Regions from separate parts of the Homo sapiens genome. Here region 2 is linked to region 1. The links are chromatin contacts, found by Hi-C in ENCODE. All regions are on one chromosome and are shown on one strand. Each heading gives the region's core, a stretch centred on a gene start or an enhancer-like site at or near the end of the contact. The rest is flanking DNA. Distances are from core to core; before and after follow the strand shown.

Region 1 (5,387 bases), core at 1,888-4,387:
TCATAGCTTGGGAAGCCAGCACCAGGGAGGTTGAGTCACTTGCCTAAGGTCACTCAGCAACATGACAGCAGATTGGGACCTCGGAAATCATGACACAACTGTCCCCAGCCTGGAAGGGATCCCGGGGACCAGTGGCAGGAGACTGGACTCAGGCTGGCCTGACAGCACTGTGGGCCCCCGCCTGGCATTCTGTTCTCCTAGCCCTCCCCGCACAGGCCCTGAGGACCCTGGAGTCCCCTGGCCCATGGGGTCTGTGAAACTCTGGAACCTTCCAGGAAGAGCCAGCATAAGCTGTTAGCAAGGGCAGAGGGCCCAAGAGTGTCCCTCCCGTGTGTGACAGGTGACCTGGACCCGCCTAGCCCCTGTCCCAGCACCTTCCCCAGCCTGTGGCGGGCAGCACGGGGCTACCTGGCTGCTGATCCGGAGGGCTCCATGCACCTCTCTAGAGTCTCACCTCATCTATGGGCCCTGAGCTGGCCCAGTGAGCCACGTCAGGGAGGCTGGGAGGCGGGACTAAGAGGGGGCCTGGGGTGCCTCTGCCTTGAGGCCTGCCGTGGAAGGCCCCTCCTCTGTGGGTGAGCTATGACCAGGAGGGGGGCCGTGGAGGGGATGAGAACTGCCCCGGGGGACAGCCGGCCAGCGAGTTCTGGGCCAGGAGCCAAATGTGCTTTTAAGCTGTTGAAGGTTTCAAGGGGCAACAAGACCAAACAGACTATAAACTCCAGCTCTCCCTGCAAAACCCCTGGGTGCTGGCGGGAAAGTGATGGCGTCGGCTCCAAGCTCTAACGGTCCTCCATCTGTCTGCCTTCATTTCAGCCTTTGAAAAACACCGAGCGGTTTACCTAATCCCTGATTCCCTTTTTCCAGGGGCCTGGCTTTTCCACTGACATGTTCTTTCTGGAATTTCACTCTCCCCGGGGCAGGAGTGGGGCCTGTGCTGAGTGGGCCTTTCTCAGCCATCCACGGAGGCACCCTGGGATTCCTGTGAGTGGGAACAGAGGAGCCCTGGGATTCCTGTGAGTGGGAACGTCCCCCAGGGCGTCAGGCCCTTCAGTGTTAGGGCCTCGAAGGGGAGAGCAAGGGCTTTGTTAGAGGCCCAGGTCCACGTTTGCTGTAACTTCCCAGGCTGGGGCCTTTGGAGCCTCTGGATCCTTCCAGAACTACCTTGTTGCTCACTGGCTTGCTGACGGCTGCCTGGGCTGCCTGTGGGACACAGCAGGTAGGACTCAGGCTTGGGTCTAGGGCAGCTCTGGAGCCCGCAGCCCATCACTGGGCAGCCGGGGAAGCCCCAGGGGAGGGAAGCGCAACCGTGAAGATGAGCAGACTTCCCGGCACACAGGCGGGCGAGACTGGGTGCTGAGCTGTGTGCGGCTGGCGGCTCCGGGACGTGAGGGGATTCTGCTGAGGACCTTTCCTCCTGGTCGGGGGAGGGCTGCGGAGCTGGGAAAACCCACCTCGCCAGACCTTCCCTGGGCCCTGCTGCTCAGCCTCTGCTGGATGAGCTGCGTTCCCCTGTGAGAGGACTGGGGAGGTGTCCGGGGAGGGAGGGCTTTCCCCGCCTTGGAAGCTGCCCAGAGGGGCACATTTGGGGGGCTGGCTGGGCCAACTCTGACTTCGGACATGAGATGGATGTGATGTGTGCACCTGGGCAGGGCAGGGCACTCCACCGCCTCGGGCAGCCCCAGGCACCCTGCTATGTCGTCTCTGTGCCTCCATCACTGGCCAGGCAGCATGGATAGGCCAGGTGTCCCTCTGCCAGGGCTTCTCGGAGGCAGTGTGTGCCTGCCCCTCCCGAGTCCTGGCCCAAGTCCCTGCTGCTGCCTGGCCAGTGCGCCTGCCATTGCGGCTCAGAGCAACTCCCGGGGTGGGGGCTCTGGTGCACCTGCACTGACACAGGACACTGTCACCCTTCTAGGTCCTCGGTCCAAGACCCGCATCTACCCAGCCCTGCTGTCTCCTTAGCATCCACTGGTGCTTTCTGTAGGATCCACCTCCGCTGTCTCAGGCCACCTGTGTGGCAGCCCAGACCCCACCCTGGCAGTGCTGAGGCAGCCCCTGGCAGCGGAACACCAGCAGGTGAAGGGCAGAGGCCCCTTGTCGTGTCTTCAGCTCTGCCTGCTTTGCTGAGACCTCCTCTTGCCCCTGGAAGGGACAAGGACATTGCACTCTGCATGATCTCCTGGGACTGCTGCAACCAACTGTCACAGCCCGGTGGCAAACAGCAGAGATTTATCCTCTCCCAGCTCTGGGCCAGAATTCCAAGATCGAGGTGTGGGCGGGGCCGTGCTCCCTCTGAAGCTTCCAGCGGGGGACTCTGCCTGCCGCTTCCAGCCCCGGGTGGCCCCAGACACTCCTTGGCTTGTGGCCACGTCGCCCCAGCTTCTGCCTCCGTCTTTACACAGCCTCTCTCTTCCCCCTGTGTCTCTCTGTGTGACCCACAAGGACATTTGTCGTTGGATTTAGGGCCCATCCTAATCTAGGATGTTCCCATTTCCAGATCCTTCATTCCATCTGCAGTGATCTTATTTCTGGACAAGGTCACCTGTGGATCTAGATTCTGGGAGTTCCGACCTGGACCCATCCCTCGGGGCCATGATTCAGCCACTTCCCTACACCAGCGTGGAAAAGGGGTTTTTCGTCTCTTAAATTGCCACAGAGCACGTGTGCTTAAAAGTGAGCCTCTGGGCATGCATATTTGGGGCCTCTAGCTGAGGCTTCGGGGTGGGCTGCTGAGCTGTGCCTGGCTGAGGAGGGGTGGGGGGGCTACTCCTGGCTAGCAGGCGGTTGGCCAAGCCCCGTGGGCATCTCCCTGGTGCAGTAGGCAGCTGCCTGGCTGGCTGGAGCCAGTGTGCAGTGTGGCATTGGGGTGCAGTTTGGTATCGGGGTGCATTCTCATTTGCAGTTCTGGTCTAGGGAGGCCTGAGTGGTGAGCGAGTGAGGCCTGGACTCCTTCCTGCTGCAGGTGGCTGGTGACCCGCCTGGTAGGTGCCAGTGACCCTGCTGGTGATCTGTGTGGCACCCAGCAAGGAGGGGTCCAGAGACCCCACAGGGTTGGGCAGGGCCTGCCTCTTCCCATGTGCTGTGGGGCCTGGCCCCTCCTGCTGCCTGGCCCGAGGTTTGGGCTTCAGGTTTGTTCCATGGAAAATGTGAGCCACAGACCCATCTCCCAGCCCAGACAGGAATGATGTCATCTTGGGAGCCGGCCTTATCCAAAGATATCTTGCTGGGCTGACGGCGGATGTTCTGATCCACAGTTCCCAGAAGATGGCACTGAGGGTCTCTGGGAAGGGACGCATGATGCTGGAGGGTCTCTGGAGGGGAGTGCCCAGGGCAGGCAGGGCTGCGGTGGAGGGGGAGCAAAGGGGCAGGGCGTCCCCTGTGGGAGGGTCCAGTGGCTGGGGGAGCCGCCCACCTGAGCGGAGGAGCTGCCCTCACACGGCTGACGGGCGAGGGGGCCCACGAACGTGATGTCCTTCTTTAGCACCGTGGCCAAGGGGGCATCTGAGGGAGCCGCAGTCAAGCCCCAGCCCTCCGCCCATCCTTCCCATGGCTTTGAGCCAGCCTGAACCTCAGTTTCCTCAGCTGGAAAGTGGGGATGTTAGGCTTGTGGTGCGGATGAAAGGAGGCAAAGCCGGTGCGGCCCGCCCCGTGCTCACTCAGCGTGGTGGCAGGTGCGCCGCTGTGTGCTGGCAGGCTCTCCTGCCCGCGCGAGACGGTGGCTGTTGTGATGATGATGATGGTAGTCATAGTGATTGTGCAGTATTTTCATAGCATCGCCGTCAGTGCCGTTAACCCTGTCTCATTGAAAGGGGTGTGAAGGGTCTACAAGCTCAGTGGGCAGGTAGGGGAGCCAGGACCTAAGCCTGCTCCCCATCGAGACGCCCCGTCTGTTGGGTGCAGTGGTGGGGGAGGGGCCCCGTTTAGTGCAGTGGTGGGGGAGGAGCCCCATTTGTTGGGTGCAGTGGTGGGGCAGGGGCCCCATTTGTTGGGTGCAGTGGTGGGGGGGCCCCATTTGTTGGGTGCAGTGGTGGGGGGGCCCATTTGTTGGGTGCAGTGGTGGGGGAGGGGCCCCATTTGTTGGGTGCAGTGGTGGGGGAGGAGCCCCCGTCTGTTGGGTGCAGTGGTGGGGAAGGGGCCCCATTTAGTGCAGTGGTGGGGGAGGAGCCCTATTTGTTGGGTGCAGTGGTGGGGGAGGGGCCCCATCTGTGGGGTGCAGTGGTGGGGGAGGGGCCCCGTCTGTTGGGTGCAGTGGTGGGGGAGGGGACCCCATCTGTTGGGTGCAGTGGTGGGGGAGGGGCCCCATTTAGTGCAGTGGTGGGGGAGGAGCCCTATTTGTTGGGTGCAGTGGTGGGGGAGGGGCCCCGTCTGTTGGGTGCAGTGGTGGGGGAGGGGCCCCGTCTGTTGGGTGCAGTGGTGGGGGAGGGGCCCCGTTTGTTGGGTGCAGTGGTGGAGAGGCCCGTTTGTTGGGTGCAGTGGTGGGGGAGGGGACCACTTGGGGGGGCAGCCACATGGGAAGCCGGGAAGGGAGCTCCCACAGCTGGTCTCTGTCTTCCACAGCTGGCCTCCGCCTCTGGGCATGAATTGTTCGGTCGGTGGTTTGGTGCCTGGAAGAAGCCCCTGTGGGCCTGCAGAGTCAGCTCGGAGGCCAGGTTGGCTCTGTTTCTCCCCCGTCTAAGGGAGGCTGCCTGGCTCTTCCCCAGACCCAAGCAGACGGTCCAGGTGGTCAGGCCGGTGACACCCCACTTGCAGGGCCTGGGTGCTGTCGTATAGACCGTGCGCCTGGGGTGTGGGGCTGTGTCTTGCCAGCCAGGTGTGCTAATGAGTGAGTCTTGATCCCAGAGCACATGGAAAATCTGTCTCAGAATCACTTTTCTGCCAGCACCCTCCAGTCTGTTTGAAGATCCAGCAGTTGGGAAGGGCTGCTCTGTTCTACCACTGCACCCCATGGTGCCCAAGCACTAGGCTGGATGGGGCACTGGGGGCTGGTGCAGTGGCCACCGCTTGTTCAGAAAACCCAAGGCTCCGAGATGGAGGTAAAGCCAGAGAGGTAAAGCCACCTGCCCACAGTCACACAGCTGGGAACAGTCAGGGCAGGACTTCAGCCCAGGCCTGGATCTTTCTGGGTTAAGAGTTCCCATACTTAGGTGAAGAGGGGCACGGCTTGGGGTCCCGGATAGGAGGCTTCTGCCTGGGTCCTGTCTCCTTATTCTCATGACCCCTTCTTGCATCTCCTGATCCAAATCCCCGCTCTTCAGTCACATCTCCTGTGTCCCCTTTCAGCGTCTCGTTCTCCAGCCCCATAGAGCCACTGCCTGGCCCTCCCCGCAAGTGGATGGCGCTGGGCCTGAGTCTCACACCCTGGACTCCTGGGCCTGTCTGTGAGTGCC
Region 2 (5,387 bases), core at 965-3,464, 62 kb after region 1:
GGTTTTAATAACACTGTTAAAAACTAAACAAGGAAGTTAAATATGTTGATGATTATCGGTGACTGCTCACCACACAGCATCCCTCAGGCCGAGTCAGTTGGCCCAGTGACTCCCACATCACAAACTGCCCTTTCTTGGTCAGAAGAAGCAGAGTGGAGCCTTCTCATCCCCACGCGCGCAGCTGTGGGGCCCCGTGGTCACCTGGCCACATGGGAGTTTGCATACTGAGTGGTTCATCTTTTCCAATGTGTTGTGTCCTTTAATTTACATTTATATTTCATTGCCCTTTCTAATGATCAGAACAGCACATCTTGTTATAGAAAATTAGGAAAATAAATAAAATTACAGTAAAATTATAGCCACCTTTGATCTCATCTCCTGATTTAGCCATTGACAGCGGGTGGACGTGTGTCCTTCCAGGCTAGTTTTCTGTTCCCGTGCTGCTGGCTGTGGTGTCCATGGAGTATGGGCCGCAATCTGTGGGGACAGTGGCTGGGCCCAGAGCCCTGCGGGGAGGAAGGGGACCTGGGTGTGAAGCAGGCCACACGAGGAAGGGGGGCCTGGGTGTGAAGTGGGCTGTACCCCTCTTTCCTTCTGCGGGGAGGAAGGGGGCCTGGGTGTGAAGGTGGCTGCACCCCTCTTTCCTTCTGCGGGGAGGAAGGGGGCCTGGGTGTGAAGGGGGCTGCACCCCACCTTCCTGCCAAGATCATTCTCTCGGCCCTCAGCTGACCTAACTTGTTCTCCCTGGAATTCCCCTCCCCATGTTGAAACCTCCAAAGAATTGGGGTCCCTAAAGAGCCTGCAGTTTCCTTTTATATTCTTTGGGGGAAGGAAAGGCCTTTAAGGTGTCCCTTCCCCAGCCCGAATTTAAAGCTTAAAATGTGAGCGTAGGTGGACCCCATTCACATGAAGGTGCTTCGAGCAAAAGGAAGCAAAGGGTAGGCCCAAAGACAGCCCCAGCCATCTCCCACGAAAATCTGGAGGAAAGAAAAGATGTTTAAAAATTCTCCTTTGCAAAGGCAGCACATTGAGGGTAAACCCTACAGAGAGAGTTTTCTTTTTTTCTTGTTTTGGTTTTGGTTTCAAAGAAAGGAAGATTGCCTTAAAATCCATCAAGAGGTATGAGGCACTTCAGAGCAGACTCAGTGCCTAGAAATATGTTGTTGAATAAATCCTGATAGCACACGCTGGGGAAATGGCTAAGTGAATTATGGCTCAGTGGAATATATTCCTGGTATCACACGCTGGGGAAATGGTTAAGTGAATTATGGCTCAGTGGAATATTACAGAGCCAGTAAGAATTGAATTTAGACAAATACTCCGTGACATGAGAAAAATGCTCACAATGTAATATTAAATTAAAAATAGATCTACCATGCCAAGGGCGCATGCATATCTGCAGAGACGACAGATGATTCTATCATACAATTAGCCACAGCCACTCCGAGTGGTGAGGTGATGAAGGATTTTAATTCCTCTTCCAGTTGCCTAATTGTCTATGATGAACATACGTTACTTTTTTAATCAGAAAATATCAAATACAAATAATGTAAGCTTTATTATTTTCCCATTACAGAAGCACTGCTCATTATAGAATATTGGGAAACACACACAAGTAGAAAGAAAGGGGAAAGCGGCCCTGCCCGGCTTTGCAGGAAAATCAGTCGTGGTTATCTTGTTACGTTTCCTTTCTGCCTTTTCCTGTTCAAACATTTTTTAGTAAGGGAGCTTTGTGCTTCCCCCCACTGCTTTACTCTCATTCTCTATCTGTAACTGAAAATATACCTAAAGGAATTTGGCCTGGATGGGAATGGAGGCCGCCGTGATGCCGGCCGCTAACTCTGCTTGGTGCTCCCTGGGTGGGCGCAGTTCTGAGCCCCTTGCAAACGCTCTGTGCGTCTCCGCAGCGGCGCTGTGTGCAGATGTGCTGTTATCTCCAGCCTGGAACTGAGGAAATGACCACGTGGAGAGGCCTGGGGGCTTCCTCGAGCAGCCGGGGCTGGGTCTGCCCGGTCCAGAGCCGGGCTCTCGGCCCCCCTGCAGATCCACCCACTAGGTCCTTCACAGAAAGGTGTCTGTGGCTGATAGAAAGTGTAATAAAGGGCCACAAAGAACCCCTCCTGGCCACCCTGGACCAGGACACCCTCTAGTTGGCTCTGTTCAGGTCCAGCCCGGCCACTCTGAGGTGCTGGCGCCATGAGCCTTGTTTCCGGAAGGCGGCGTGGTGGCCAAGCACGTCCCCTCCCAGCTGGAGCAGCGGGTGAGGTCCCGCAGGTGCCTGGACTTCCTCAAAGCCTCCCTCAAGGGGAACTTTGCGCCCTCCCACTCACTTGCTGCTAGGATAGGCTGTCTGCTAGGATAGGCTGTCTGCAAAGGCATCAAACCCAATTGGACAGCTAATAAAAACTTAAAAGTCACACACGAACCATTTAATTGAGGCAACGAGACTTGGGTCTTCTTAATGCTACTGTGTCTAGAAAGAGTCTCAGATCAACGTTAGGCCACTCAAGGTAGAAGAGCATCTTGCCACCCTCTCGTGTTATACCTGAGGAAGCGGGAGGCCCAGAGAGGGCAAGTGACCTGCCCAAGCTCACACAGCAGGTTGAGTGTGTCCAGGAGTAGAACCCACCCTGCCAGCCTTCTCATCACCCTGCCCAGCCTCTTTCCTGGAATCCTCGTTGGTGGAACTGCATTTCTGCACAGTGAACATTGATGATCTTTCTGCTTTTATCCTGGAAGTTTGGCTCACCGATCCTGAGCTCACAGGCATTAAACCGAGTGACCCGCCTGGGTTGGAAAGTCAGAGAAACCTGCATTCCTAGGAATGGAATTAGTACAGGCCCAGGCAGGCAGGAGACACAGGTCCTTCCTAGAGCCTCGGCTGGGTACCTGTCACATGGGGCATAGGTCCTCACCTTCGCTCAGCTCCCCTCCATCCCCGAGGCCAGGTGGAGACCCGAGGGTGTGGGTCTCAAACGAGGCAGCTGTTTGAAGACTCACGGATGTGCTGGGACCCCTCAGTCAAGTAACACGCCTTAGCCCTCCACCCCGCACCAACCTTGCTTTGCTTTTGGTTCCCCAACAATCAGAGATTCCAAGGTTTGCAGACAGCTCAGCAATTGCTAGTCCGGGAAGCAGGGATGCCAGGAACCTGGTCCCAGCTCATTATTGTGCAGATTCATCTTGTCAGGTGACCTGGGGAAGAGGCCCTTGTTGGCCCTGTCCCCACTCGTGGGTCACTGGTCTGTGGACCTGCACTGGAGGGCGGGCTGGCTCTGGCCGGGTCAGGAGCCACCGTGCAGGTCACCTGTGCACTTGGGGGTTGCTGCATACTCCCCGCAAGTCTCTGGCCTTGGCCGGGGTTGGGCCAGGGTCAGGCTTATTGTTCCCATTTTGCAGATGGAGCAGCCGAGGTTCAGGGCCTGGCGGCTCGGGGAGGCCGGGCTGTGCTTGGCTGCCTGGCCAGCTGCCTTCGACTTCTGGTGCTCTCAGTTTTCCTGGGGAGGAAGGGAAATGGGCTCCATGATCATGGATGCTACGCAGGGAGGGGAAGCGAGGGAGGCTGCTTTCTGGAGTGGCACTGACTAATCAATGCTTCTTCTTTTGTGACAGGGACACCCTGGCAAAGAAGGCCCTCCAGGAGAGAAAGGAGGTCAGGTGGGTGCTCGCCACGCCCTCCTACCCTTCAGCATCCAGGTGGGGCGGGTCCAGGTGCTCTGGGCTCAGCCTCTGCTCAGGGACATCCAGCTTGGAAAGGAAGGAGCCGGGGACACTCAGCCCTTCCTCAGGTGTCTCCGCCAAGGGACCCAGCCTGGGGGGGACACAGGCCTTTTCCCCAAGAAGCGGGGCACCCCTCTCTGGGTCAGTGCCCCTCACCCCACCCTCCAGTTGCTGCCCATGACCGGATCGGGTGCCCATGACCAGATGGGGTGTGGGCAGCAGGGCAGTGTCTCCGTGTTCAGCCCTGGTCTTGACTCTGCACAAGCTGGGTGGCCTTTGAGTTTTGGGGAGATGCTATTATGAATGGGGACAGACCTACCAGGTCACGCCGGTGCCAGGGATGGAGTCTTTCTATGGATGACTGTGTCCGACACTGTGAGCGGCTTGTGGTTCCTCCTGCGGGGCCTGCTGGGCTGCGAGGGTCCCATGCAGCACGTCCACCAGCGCCTTCTCTCCACTGCGATTCATGACAAAGCTGCTGGGCTGCAAGCACCTCTGTGGGAAGAGCCTCCAGACGGGAGGAGTAGCCAGTGGGGACTGCTCTTGCTGTCCTGGTGTGCGCCAACCTTCGTTCACCCCAAGACTGCTTTTCTTGTGTGTTGAAACCGCACACCGAGCTCATGGTCGTCGGGAGCCTGGGGCTGAGGGCAGAGGCCCACCTGCTCCAGGGTTCCAGAGGCCCCAGTTGTCACAGGCTCTGGAATCGGGCCTGATTAACATTTATCTCTTGAAGCAGGGCCTGTGCAGGCAAGATGGGGTCTGGGGCCTGGTCCCAGCTCCCCTTGCCAAGGGTGTGGTAGGCCAGGACTGACCCTCCAGGGCAGCAGAGCTAGCGCCAGTCCTCACAGGGAGTTCAATTTCCAGTGCCAGGCCTGCTGGGCAGTGGCACTTCTCCAACGTGCTGCCTCTGAGACCCAGAGCGGTCTGAGATTCGCCACTTCTGCCCCGTTCCCTCTCTTGAAGGTCGCAGCAGCCACTGGGGTGAACCCTCCCCTCGGCCCTTGGCTTCCGTTCACCATGGGAGACCCAGTTCCCGCTGCCTCCAGTGGGGAGTTTACCAGCCCTCCTCCCTGGGCACAGCCTCTTATCATCAGAGGTGGAGGCAGCACCTGGGGCCACCAGAGCTCGCACAGTGCCCGGAACTGGTGCTGACAGGTGGTTGGCACTTGGAGCCCACAGCACAGGCCCACTGTTCTGAGAGCTGGCTTTTCAACTGGAACGAGAGGCATTCACTTACTCCCTGGGACTTCCTGAGTTCCTCTATGTGCCAGGCATCCTGTTAGCGATGGGATACAGCAGGGAGCAAGGCAGACCGGGCCCGGGCCTCAGAGCTGCAGCCTTGCAGAGGAGGCCACCAAGCCCATCCTGCCTGGGAGCTCCAGCCGCTGCCGTGACACCATGTGGAAAGGGGGCTGGGAGGGAGGCGGTGGGAGCCGTTCATCATGCTGGAGTCTTGGGCTGGGGGCATGGGGGCTGGATGCCCACCCCCATGAGCTCTAGTTGAGCATCGGCGAGGCCCTTGGCTGCTGGAGGATGTCTCTTCCCTGTCTAGCAGCCTTGTCCCTTCTCCCAGCCGGAAGCTCTCCTGATTTATTCCAAGGACCTTAGGCTGGGAATGCATTTCTTTAGGGACAACACTCCTTGCAGAGCTCCAACGCTGACCTTTC

What was found. A loop is a pair of places that touch in the nucleus more often than their neighbours do. Pooled maps may share reads with other maps.
Region 2: a map of astrocyte of the cerebellum shows a loop between it and region 1 (8-fold over the local background). The contact joins two enhancer-like sites. A Hi-C loop is called at or near these places in 3 of 168 maps with a recorded cell type or tissue (astrocyte of the cerebellum, posterior vena cava and right cardiac atrium) and 1 of 50 pooled maps.

What each region holds. Positions count from the first base shown.
Region 1 is chr9:134,706,559-134,711,945 of GRCh38, forward strand. The region is part of intron 4 of COL5A1 (collagen type V alpha 1 chain); the gene reads left to right. Among named protein-coding and RNA genes, the nearest start is that of COL5A1-AS1, 56 kb to the left of the region's middle. RefSeq lists an enhancer at 1,743-2,310. Within about 2 kb of position 3,138, at least 9 of the 41 ENCODE cell types and tissues checked have a DNase peak (open chromatin) inside an H3K27ac peak, as active enhancers do.
Region 2 is chr9:134,769,178-134,774,564 of GRCh38, forward strand. COL5A1 (collagen type V alpha 1 chain) reads left to right here. Exons shown (of 66, transcript NM_000093.5): 26 at 3,613-3,657. It overlaps LOC124902301 (a long non-coding RNA gene), which reads right to left. Exons shown (of 2, transcript XR_007061843.1): 1 at 4,040-5,387; 2 at 1,452-3,497. Among named protein-coding and RNA genes, the nearest start is that of MIR3689C, 77 kb to the right of the region's middle. RefSeq lists an enhancer at 4,144-4,645. Within about 2 kb of position 2,215, at least 2 of the 41 ENCODE cell types and tissues checked have a DNase peak (open chromatin) inside an H3K27ac peak, as active enhancers do.